4 separate regions of the Homo sapiens genome follow, and regions 1, 2 and 4 are each linked to region 3. A link is a contact called in ENCODE Hi-C or POLR2A ChIA-PET data. All regions are on one chromosome and are shown on one strand. The core of a region is the stretch at or near the end of the contact, and the rest is flanking DNA. Distances in the headings are between cores, read along the strand shown.

What was found. Hi-C counts contacts between places; a loop is a spot of excess contacts on that map. ChIA-PET counts read pairs that join two places held with the same protein, here RNA polymerase II (POLR2A). Pooled maps may share reads with other maps.
Region 1: a map with no recorded cell type shows a loop between it and region 3 (6-fold over the local background). The contact joins the enhancer-like site here to the promoter of BICRAL in region 3. A Hi-C loop is called at or near these places in 4 of 37 single-sample maps with no recorded cell type and 4 of 50 pooled maps. POLR2A ChIA-PET finds 5 or more read pairs at or near these places in 4 of 52 experiments (activated CD8-positive, alpha-beta memory T cell, activated T-cell and activated naive CD4-positive, alpha-beta T cell).
Region 2: a pooled map shows a loop between it and region 3 (5-fold over the local background). The contact joins the enhancer-like site here to the promoter of BICRAL in region 3. A Hi-C loop is called at or near these places in 5 of 50 pooled maps. POLR2A ChIA-PET finds 5 or more read pairs at or near these places in 9 of 52 experiments (CD4-positive, alpha-beta T cell, GM12878, MCF 10A and 5 more).
Region 4: a loop to region 3 is called in a pooled map, with 2.5 times the contacts of the local background. The contact joins the enhancer-like site here to the promoter of BICRAL in region 3. A Hi-C loop is called at or near these places in 1 of 50 pooled maps. POLR2A ChIA-PET finds 5 or more read pairs at or near these places in 4 of 52 experiments (BJ, CD8-positive, alpha-beta T cell, GM12878 and 1 more).

Annotation. Positions count from the first base shown.
Region 1 is chr6:42,366,372-42,369,071 of GRCh38, forward strand. The region is part of intron 2 of TRERF1 (transcriptional regulating factor 1); the gene reads right to left. Among named protein-coding and RNA genes, the nearest start is that of TRERF1, 84 kb to the right of the region's middle. RefSeq lists an enhancer at 1,605-1,694. Within about 2 kb of position 1,405, at least 16 of the 41 ENCODE cell types and tissues checked have a DNase peak (open chromatin) inside an H3K27ac peak, as active enhancers do.
Region 2 is chr6:42,389,112-42,391,811 of GRCh38, forward strand. The region is part of intron 2 of TRERF1 (transcriptional regulating factor 1); the gene reads right to left. Among named protein-coding and RNA genes, the nearest start is that of TRERF1, 61 kb to the right of the region's middle. RefSeq lists an enhancer at 1,262-1,411. Within about 2 kb of position 1,385, at least 7 of the 41 ENCODE cell types and tissues checked have a DNase peak (open chromatin) inside an H3K27ac peak, as active enhancers do; they include CD4-positive, alpha-beta T cell and GM12878, where a contact is called at or near this core.
Region 3 is chr6:42,780,685-42,783,384 of GRCh38, forward strand. BICRAL (BICRA like chromatin remodeling complex associated protein) reads left to right here and starts at 1,368. Exons shown (of 13, transcript NM_001393499.1): 1 at 1,368-1,417. RefSeq lists an enhancer at 2,177-2,700 and a silencer at 2,303-2,642.
Region 4 is chr6:43,142,324-43,145,023 of GRCh38, forward strand. It overlaps PTK7 (protein tyrosine kinase 7 (inactive)), which reads left to right. Exons shown (of 20, transcript NM_002821.5): 14 at 1,094-1,297; 15 at 2,128-2,283. Among named protein-coding and RNA genes, the nearest start is that of SRF, 28 kb to the right of the region's middle. RefSeq lists an enhancer at 1,103-1,192. Within about 2 kb of position 1,253, at least 12 of the 41 ENCODE cell types and tissues checked have a DNase peak (open chromatin) inside an H3K27ac peak, as active enhancers do; they include CD8-positive, alpha-beta T cell, where a contact is called at or near this core.

The DNA.
Region 1 (2,700 bases), core at 155-2,654, 410 kb before region 3:
AGAACCAAGATGGCCAAGTGAAGAGACACAGGGCCTTCTTGAAGCTGGGAGGCATACCTATTCTTCCTGTGCAGGAGGCACCAGAGTCCGGCACCTCCTAACATCCACTCTAACGGGGAGGAGGATGGCTGGGTTTGGCTCCTCCCTCCTCTTCCTGCACCTGCATATTCAAGGTCTTGGTGTCCTTCCTTTACCACCCTTTCACATGCTTTTGTAGACATAGATAGATATACTCTCTTCTTCCTTCTTCAAGGGAGAGCTTGAAATGTGAGAAATCCAGCTGTGTGGAGAAGCTCATGGTGACTGGCAGAACAGTCAGGACTGGGCAACCAGAAGCAGGAAAAAGAATATTCTATTTTGGGAAATGAGGAGCTGGACTGATCCACTTCGATCACCAGCTATGGACCACCATCTAACAATTCTGGGATTCCCAGAGCCACAAGAGGGAGATGCCTGGGAAAGGTGAAAATCAGCAAAACACTCAAGGGCCATCTGATCACCCCAGGCAGACAGGCAGATCTGGGTAACATGGGGCTGAGAGAAAACCACAGGTTTCAAGGGGATGCTGTCACCAAGATGCCCCATAAGAAATCAGGATCTGCCCAAACCAGGGGCAACCAAAGGGGCATTGTACTCCTCAGGACTTAGCTGAAGTCACAGGAGCACTGGAGTCAGGCCTGCGATCAAATCCTGACCTCGTCAGCCAGGTCAGCCTTCACCTCTTGGAGGCTGGCTCTGCATGAGTGACTGTGAGGCCTAAATAAAATTAAGTGTATAGAAGTATAATATCTAGCACAGGCCTGGCCTTACATAAGGGGCACACTCAGTGTTGCTCCCCTCCCCCTTTCCAGCCTTCAGACCTCACAGCTCTCTCCACTCTTACTAACAGAAACAAGCACAGAGGCCACAGAGCATTTCCCAGCAAGAAGGTTTGCAAAGAAGGATGGCAGAAGTCCGCAAAGAAACAAACAGGCCACCCCACTGCTGGTAAGAGAGAAGCACCGGACCTCGGTGAATGCCCGGGTTTCAAAACACACAAAGCTCCGAGCCTCTGATTGTACCTAAACAGGAAGTTTGTGACAAACTTAGAAAACACGCATGCACAATGGCAAGAGGCTGCACGCCACTGAGAAAAGATGAAATCCGGCCCTGCTGGGGGCTCTGTGTGGAGGAGAGGCGTGCAGAGCCAACACTCCCACCGCACCAAGATCTTCCTGGCTGTAGGGAGGCACCCTTACCCTGGGCTTCTCCTCACCCCAAGCATGGGAGGGATTTGGGCCAAAATGTGTGGAGCTGCTCTGGTTTCCAAAGCCAGGCTCTGCTCACCCCCTCCTGCTCTCTCTCCCACCCCTACCCACTCAGGCATCTAGGACATCAGGTACTCCCAACAGCTGGCAGGGGCCTGGTGACTGAGGTGTATAGCAGGGGACCATTTTTCAGCTGGGAGATCTTAGCACAGAAAGGGGAAGTGACACACAGAGGTCCCGCAGAGCTCCCATCCCCGATCTGATCTCCATCTGGCTGCCCGGCCAGCGTCTGTATCATCGGGCCCTTTAGCATTCCACAATGGGGTCCTCAGCTGCCATCTCCTTCCACTTTGACACCCTGCCTGGCCCTAACATTTTTACTTGCATTGCTCACACCAGTATGGGGCTCGATAACTTCAGTTCACTTATCTGAAAGTGCAGGCAAATGTGGACACAATCTGTGTCTCATCTCAAGTAGAGGACAAACTTGGGAGATTGTTCACAATCTCCCAAGTGCCCGTGGAATGGGCCCTGCATCCAGGCAGTATACTTGGTGGCTGTGCTCCAGTAAATACTCGGTAGATTAATACACAACATCAATACCTTCCTATTGTACCTCCCCAACCAGGTTATGTCCCACTTGTCTCTGAGTCACCCTCAGCAAGGACAGGTCCCTCTACCCCTCCTGAGTGGAGGGCCCAGCTGTAAACTCAGTCTCCTGATGGTTGGCTCCTCGGCGCCCCCACACAGCACCTCCCGCAGTGGTTTCCTCGCCCCCCCAAGTTAGGTTCCTTTTTAAAAAAATGACTCATTTAGGAAGAGACAAAACCAAGAACTTCAATGGTAAAGATAAAACAGCAAGCACCAAGACTCTAAACACCTCCCACTCCATGTAGAATTTAGATCCGATAAAGCTTCCCCAAACTGGACCTCCTAATTTGGAACTTACGGTATACACAATTCTTCTAGCAAAGACACTTCCAGTAATGTCTCAATGTTTCAGCGTCTTCTTTACAAATAGAGATGGCCCCAGGACTCCAGGCAGTAGTTTTTTCAAAATGAGGGAATGAGAAATTAAAGATTAAAGTCCACGCTTTGGACTTCTGGGTCAAAAAAGTAATTATTTGATGTTTTACTACATTTATGATTCTAATTTATTGATTGCAGGACATAGGCATTATATCACAGGCCTAATGAGAATTATGGGGAGTTTTTTAGTTAAAAAATGACTTCTTGGTATGTAAGAAGTTTATGACATTTGTGCACAGTATCTGAAAGGAATGAAATTATATGATACAATACAGAGAATAGTAACATTTTAGGGCTAAAATGAGCAATTAAGATGACCCGAATCCAGGGGTTCCCAATGTTAGCTGCATTTCTGAAAAAAATTCCCAGGCTCCCCAAGATTCTGACACATTCAGTCTGGAGTGGGGCTCTGACATCAACTGTT
Region 2 (2,700 bases), core at 135-2,634, 390 kb before region 3:
GAAAAAATCAAGACAACCATTAGCTTTTCTTTAAAATAGCCCACTCCCTGGTGCACTTCCAGTAGAATACAGTTGACACTGAAATCTGTAAGGCTGTGGCACAGGCAAGAAGCGAGGTACCTCTGTGTGTCAGTGGCCAGTCTGCCTATCTATCAGCAAAGCTGGAGGATTCCGGGTCAGGATGTGCCCTGGACAAGGGAAAGCTGGCCCTAGAGAGACATTCTATTGCCAGGCTACAGACCACACTCCAAGCCCAGCTCTCTCAGAAACTGATGCCAGTGAAGGCAACGTGAGAGACGCAGGCTGTGACAAGAGTGAACTAAGAGGCAGGACACTGCTCCATCACTTTGGGTCACTGCTGGAGGTCCCCATTGTCCATCTCTCCATTGGCATCCCTTAGTGTTAAATAAGACTGGACCAGTGACCCAGCACGGAGCCTCTGAACCCCAAAGAATGTGCCCAGTAAGCATGGGCTCACCATTCCTGTTTTCATTCTTTTATTATTAATATTATCCAGCCGTCATTGATTAAGCACCTATAATGCCTTCCCTCCCAACTTCAAACACTTGATAGGAAGGTAAAGTGAGGCAATTCAGGTGAAGCCCACACAAACACATAGCTCTTATCATTAGCACAGCTATTATTGTGAGCTCAAACCCACTCAAAGCCCCTACAGAACTAACTCAACCTGAGTTAAGTGAGCTAAAATATCCCAAGAGGGAGTGCCTATCAGAAGCTTCATTTCTCAGGACCACGTTTGCTCTTCAAATGAGAAGCTAGTTGTCTAAAGGAACAATCTCTCTCTCCATCTGGCCAGCCAGTGACTTGTCCCTTGTATGTGTGAAATGTGCCTTCCCCAACAGGAGGCATTTTAAGCTTGACGGGGTTTTGTTAAAGTTAATATACGTGGGCCCTTTACAATCCTGGAAACTAATTATTGAATCGCCTCTCTCCTTCTTCAAGTCATCAGGTGGAAATGAAAAACGGAGGTAGAAGCAGAGAAAGAAAAAGTGTCGGGGGAGAATTCTACTTTCCCCACGTCTTCGAGTACAAGAGCTAATCTAGTCCTACAAACGAAGATATACAAGAGGCACAATTTAAATAACTTTCCCAGCCTTTAATTAAGCAAAGTAGAGTGAAAGGATCAACAGCCTCTGACATGAATTTGCATACCTTTTGCCAAGTTCTGTGTGTGTGGAGGGGGAGTCACATCTTCCCCAAACTTGTTTCACACTCACTACTCATTCTCTCCACAGGCCTCATAAGAGGCACAACCATTTAAAACAAACAAGAGCTTCTAACCCAACCATTTGAGAGAGCTATGTGATTTTAAAAAGAAAAAAAAAGGTCAACAGCGTTCTGAGTACATATCGCAAGCTTTGTTCTACTCGCTTCCCCACTTCCTGTTGCTTCCTCACCTCGTAACTTTTTATTTTTGAAGCCTATGCGTTCGCACTGGTATCACTGTAAGGTTTCAGTGGGAGGCCGTCGGAGAGACCAGGATGAGGAGGCTCTGTACTGTTCTGAGACAGACAGGACCGTACGAAAGACAGAAATCACAACCGCCCGGCCCTCAGGAAAGTACAGCCAAAATTTCACCGCTCCCGTCAACAGTGGGGGTGCTAGGAAAACAGTTGTGGGCGAGCTTTACTTTGTGGGGAGCACACTGTGTGGGCAATGGTCACTTAACCATTAGTTAGTACCAAGTGGCTTACAGCTGGGGGCAAGGGGAAAAAACACTTGACACCCACAGACCAAGAAATACACGAGCCGGCTCTGCAGGTTACTAGGGCCTCTCCAAACACCTGCCCAAGCCCTGCACTCCAGGGAGGGATCACCACTGGGAAAAGGAACTGAAAGACTGAAATGCTTTGTGAGTGGGACCCTGTCTTATCTCCAGCTTAGAACAGAGGTCAGAACAAAAGGGGGACATGGACACCATTTGGCCAGACCCTTCCTGTTACAGAGGACACCAGGACCAAGAGCTGTTATCACAAAGCTAATTTACTCACAGGAGACCAGGTATTGGATCCCAGTTCTCCCATCTCCCAGAACAGGGCTTTTCGAGATCTTCTCAAACGAACATGGAGCAGGTGCTCAATAAATGTTGGCTCAGCTACACTGGACTGCAATGCATGGTGGGTGGAGAGTGCAACCCTAAAATACTTTTTGTCTGATACCAGGAGGTCCCATCTTCCAGAAGATGTTTTGGGGGTTAGAGTAGCCTGTCCTCATAATCTACTCTGGCTCTTAAATGCCTAGGGTTAAGGACTGCCCTTCAACAGGTCCCTAAGCTAGACTGTTGCACCCATCTGCCATTATTTCCCAGCCGGGGGGAACAATTCTGGGAGACAGGGTGATATTGCACAAGTCACAGGGCAGGGAATGAAAAGCTGGGCTCCAGCCTCTGGTGAACAGTCTCAGCAGATGGCCTCAGGGAGTCCTCCTGCCCACACCCACCACCCCCATGCCTTCCTGCATCCACGTGTACCCTTTGAACACGATCTCTAAGAAGCTGCTGGTCCTGTGGGCCTCGGATCCTAAGAGCCTATACTCTCCCATCTGCTGGCCACCACAGAGCTCATTCTTCTGCCCCCACCTTCACCCTCAGCCTTCCCGCCTACTCTACCTGCCTAGAACATCTGTGGGCCCTCAGAACATGGAGCAGTGGGCTGGAGGGTTCTATGTACATTTCTACCT
Region 3 (2,700 bases), core at 118-2,617:
CTAGACTACAAAGGCACCTGCTCCCACTCCAGGCCACGTAATGTTGTTGTTGTTGTTGTTTTGTTTTGTTTTTGTTTGAGTCTTGCTGTGTCGCCCAGGCTAGAGTGCAATGCGCGATCTCCGCTCACTGCAACCTTTGTCTCCCGGGTTCAAGCGATTCTCCTGCCTCAGCCTCCCGAGTAGCTGGGATTACAGGAGCCCACCACCACGCCCAGCTAATTTTTGTATTTTTAGTAGAGACAGGGTTTCACCATGTTGTCCAGACTGGTCTCGAACTGCTGACCTCAGGTGATCCACTCGCCTCGGCCTCCCAAAGTGTTGGAATTACAGGCGTGAGCCACCGCGCCCGGCCTGGGCCACATAATCTAAATACTTTGGATACTAGATAGTTTACAGAGAAGTTTCAACAATTTGAGATTTGAGATTAAAAATAGGTGGTAGTTATACTTGGACCAAAGAATGTTAAAAGATTGACTAGCTCTCTTTTAAGAATGAGGGGGTTATGTAATGAAAATTCCGCAAATATAGAGATAAAAGATATCTACATAAAGAGAAGGCAGTAGAAAATGAATGTTTTGAGAGTGATTTACTCTGCCTCACCTTCCTTTTAGTCACTGAAGTTTTGTTTTCCTTTTTAATGTTCACATACGGGCTTCACAGGTAAGGTTTCAAGAATTTTGGAATGGACAAAGAGTGTTGCAAAGGAAAGCTTAGTACATTTGAAAGTTAGGATGAACCAGTTATTTGCCTAATAACTAAGTTAAAAGTCGTTTTGGTTTTTAAAAAGCATATGCAAAACGTATTCACTGAGGCTTGCTCTAATTAGAGTTCTAAACAAATCTTGTAGGGTTTTTTTTTTTTGTCTTTAATCTCCCCCCTTCCCGTGTCAAGTTAAACTGGGTGGGTGGGTGGGTGTGTGTGTGTGTGTGTGTGTGTGTGGAGAGAGAGCCTGCAAGAGAATTAGCACGCACCTCGTGGATCTTAGTAATTGTTTTAAAGCCAAATAAAACTGTTTCTTGAATAAACCAATACATTTCTGAAGTTGAAAAGAATCCCAAAGGAAACGAATGAACATCCTTGCAGCTTGATTTTCCAAAAAAAAAAAAAAAAATTTTTTAAATTAAAAAAATCCTAATCTCCACATTTTTTGCCAGGCGAGAACCGAAGTTTGGAGGTAGACGAGCAGGCGAGCGGTTTGCCCGGGCGCAGAGCATGAAGGCCGGGCGGGCGCGGGGAGCGGCGCCCCGGCCCGGCGCGGGGGTGAGCGAGAGAGAGAGCGGAGCGCGTGTGGCCGGCGCCGCTCGGCCGGGAGCTCCCGCGCTCCGGCCCCCGGCCCCGCGCCCGCCGCCGCCGCCGCCGCCGCCCCTGTTGCGATGGCGCAGAAACCCCGTTGACAAGGCACTGCTTTTTCATGACGGTGAGTTTCCCTTTGAGTGTATTATAATTTTGTGATAAAAATTTCAAGGAGAAAAAAAAAACACACAACCTCCTTCCTCTGCCTCTTTCCTTCGGGGAGGGGAAAAGCGAGGGAGGGGGGGCTGGAGATCTGTCTCCAGACTGAAAAGAAAGGAGCAAATTAAACACCGAGTTGCCAAAACCAGGATATTAGGTTTCAGCCCAGAGAGCTATTGGCTAAGGCTGTGTTTTTTTTTTTTTTTTGGGGGGGGGTGGGTTTGTGGGTGGGTGATGGTGGTGGTGGGTGGATGTTTAATGGACACGGAGAAAAGGGGAATCGAGTGTTTATGCCTTTCCCAGCGCTGCCGGGGCCCCGGGAAGACCAAGTTCAGTGTCTCGGGCGGGGGCGCAGGCGGGCAGGGGGCGGCGAGGCCGGGCCGGGGGCGCCTCGGCGGGGTGGGGGCCCGGCGCCTTTCTTTTTCCTTTTTTTTCTTTTCCGCGGATGCAAATTTCTGGAGCGGGGAGAGGGAGAGCCCGGGAAGGGGGTGGCGTGGCGGTTGGTGGTGGGGAGGGGAGGGGAGGGAAGCCTTTTAATGACTCATTGATTGAGCCGGTTTAAAATTAGTTGTGTGCGCGAGTGTGAGTGTGTTTTCCGCCCCCCGGAGCCGCCGGGAGCCGGGAAGGAGGGAGCAGGGCTCGGCGAGGGGAAGACGGCGCGGCGGGGCCGCGAGCAGGGGGCAGGGAGGGCCTGGAGTGACGGCGGGCGAGGAAGAAAAATAAGCTTTTCCAATCTCCTCCCCTCTGTTTTCCCCCCCTCGTTTCTTTTCTCTCTCGGAAGCTCTAGGGTGTGAATCACATTTTCTTTCTTCTCGGCAAAATGGACCCCGCGTCTGGGGAGGGGGAGGGGAGAGGGTGGGGAGGGAGGCGGCGGAGACGGGGTTTATTTTTCATCCTGGCTTCCCCATTCCCGCCGCATCTGCGGGCGGCCGCGGCGAGGAGAGCAGGTCCGGGGTGCGGCGGGGAGAGCTCGGGGCAGGCGAGTCGCCCCGGCCCCGTTCCCGCTCCCGCTCCGAGCCCGCGGCGGCGGCGCGCACCTGCCGCGGGACTGCCCCTTCCCAGCCGCCTCGCTGCCTTTTCGAAGCACCGCCGAGGATCCGCGGCCGCGTCCGGCCGAGCCCCCAGCCGCGCGGAGGACCGGCGGCCCAGCCGGGCGTCTCCTGCGAGGCCCGCGCTGTTCGCCGCGCCGGCCAGAAGAGATGTGCGGCTGGGACGGCGCATTTTTGGCCGAGTGCGCGCGGGCGTTAT
Region 4 (2,700 bases), core at 3-2,502, 360 kb after region 3:
GCACAGGAAGTGGTGGGCCCAGACGTTTGTCACCTTGTACTCAGCCCCTGTGTACAGAACATGGCACAGAAGCCATTTTTGTGGCAGCGGTGGGGATTCGGCCGTCTCACCATGCTGCTGCACAGTCTTAGAGTCCTTGCTCAGAGCCGGGCTGTCGTTTATTTAACATCCAACGGTCGGTGTGTGTGTGTGTGTGTTGTGGGGGAGTGGGGGGGTGTTCTCTTCCTACAATGCTGCCTCCCAGGTTCCTGCAGCAGCCACACATATCTCTGGGTGGCTGGGGAGGAGGACCAGGTCAGAATGCAGTAGGACAAGGTTCTTTTCTCCAGGAGGCCCAGAGAGGATGATGGGTCAGGTAAAAGGCCCTGCACTTAACTCTCTGCCCCTGGGAGACTTATTTCTCCTCTGGGGACTTGTTTCTGCATCCACAGGTGAAAGTGGTTTAAATGAGAAGCTCTTAAACTTTCTTGGTTTGGCAGCAGAGTTATTTTTCTAGACAAAGTATAATGTGAAAGTTTAAATGGATGAAAATGAACTGAGGAGGCCCCCTTGGTGGGAGCCACTGGGGTGTGTGTGGCAGTTGGGGGATCCTGCATGGTCTCCCTTCATTCCCCTAATGCCTCTTGAGGCCCCTCAGTGTGGGCCATTAAAAGGCCCCTAGACCAGCAGATCCCTTCTACAGATCTGCTTATTGAAAAACCTGCTCTGTGCCAGGCAGTGCCTGGAATTCTAAACCTGAAGCTCCCAAATGCTGCTCTCCGGGGCCTGGCTCACATTATCAAGTCACTTGGGAAGCTTAACAAATAACGTGGGTTTGTGGTAGCTCCTTGACAGGTGTGCTTATCCGTGTCGCCTGTCTTGGCTTCCGATGCAAAGCCAGCTTGGGAACCCCTGGCCTCATCTCCTTCAGAGTCTTCGTTTGACCTTGGTGGGGCATGAGGACCTGCTGGCCCTTGTTAAAGCCAGTGAAGGTGGTGACCCTCCCGGGCCATCTGTTAAGTTGCCCTGTTGATGGGGTTGGGAGGAGTTAGTAGAGAAGCAGGGCTTCTTTTGCTTAGCAGCCCCTGCCCAGACCCATCTGTGTGTCTCTCAGACAAGCCTGTGCCGGAGGAGTCGGAGGGCCCTGGCAGCCCTCCCCCCTACAAGATGATCCAGACCATTGGGTTGTCGGTGGGTGCCGCTGTGGCCTACATCATTGCCGTGCTGGGCCTCATGTTCTACTGCAAGAAGCGCTGCAAAGCCAAGCGGCTGCAGAAGCAGCCCGAGGGCGAGGAGCCAGAGATGGAATGCCTCAACGGTGAGGGGCCCTGGACGGGGAGGTGGTGCCCGTGTGCGGGAGCTGAGCGCCCTCCCGCGGCCACGGAGGGGAGAGCGCCAGCACTCTGGAAACCGAGCGGCTGTTGCTGGGTCCTGGAGCTGGGACTGCCCCACCCCTAGCGGGAAGCCTGGAGTTGGATTCCCAGGGCCTCGTCTTCTGAGCAACCTGGCTTGAGACTTCTTCATTGGAGCCCCTTGGACCAGCTTCCTATGATTCCCTGCTGTTTCCTCCTCCCAGCACAAAACCACAGATATCATTAGTATATGTACACACGTTGCTGTTGCATGTCTTGTCTCCCTCTATGAGTCTAAGAGCTCCCCCAGGGGCAGTCTTTCTGTTTACTTCCCTTCTCCTATCCCCACTTCCTGGACTGGGAGCTCCTTGAGGTCATTGCTGGGTCTCTCCTATCAGCTCAGGTGTTCAGGAGCAGAGGTTGGGTCTCCATTATTGTGATTTTCCCTTTGTGCCTGTTTAGGGCTTTGCCCAATAGGAGGCCCCATGAAAGCAAAAATCCTTATGTGTAGCTATGGTATTAAGGACCAGTGATTCAGATTAGATGTCTGCAGTTGGCTTCATCTCAGAGGTCATAATCAGCTGCATCACTAAGGGGTCATACCCTAGGGGATAGCCATACATCCCCCACCCAGCCCCAGCCCCATTATTTCATCATTTGGGCTTGCCCTTTCATGTGGAGCACTGTGATTGGACCCAAGTTGGCAAGAGTGGAAGACCAGGGGACAGAACAGAAATCCCCATGGTGGCCAGAGTGTCAGGTCTCATCGTGACGCTCTTGTCCTCCTCCTTCCCAGGTGGGCCTTTGCAGAACGGGCAGCCCTCAGCAGAGATCCAAGAAGAAGTGGCCTTGACCAGCTTGGGCTCCGGCCCCGCGGCCACCAACAAACGCCACAGCACAAGTGATAAGATGCACTTCCCACGGTCTAGCCTGCAGCCCATCACCACGCTGGGTATGTTGCCTTGACTACAGCTGCCCCTGCCTAACTACAAGTCACCCGCTGTGTCTTGAGGCTGGGTACGGGCTAGTGTTCTGAAGTCCCTGAAACCTAGAATGTTAGAGGTGGAGGGAAGCATAGGTAGAGATCTAGCCCAGTGTGGCCCCAGAGCCTGTTATTCACTGCCCTTCGTGCAGATTTTGTCATTCCTGTGTACTACCTGTAGTATTATTTACTTGATGTTTTATTTAAATTGACTCTTTAAAAAAAAAAACTAAGTTACCATTGTTCTAGGAAAAAATATGAGAAATCATGGGTTTGTCATAGTTACGTTTTTTCCTAGCATACGTTAAGACATGTTTACCATGAGCCACCAAAAATTCTCATGCGAGTCACCCTTTGGAAAATGCTGAATATTAGTCCCACCCTTTT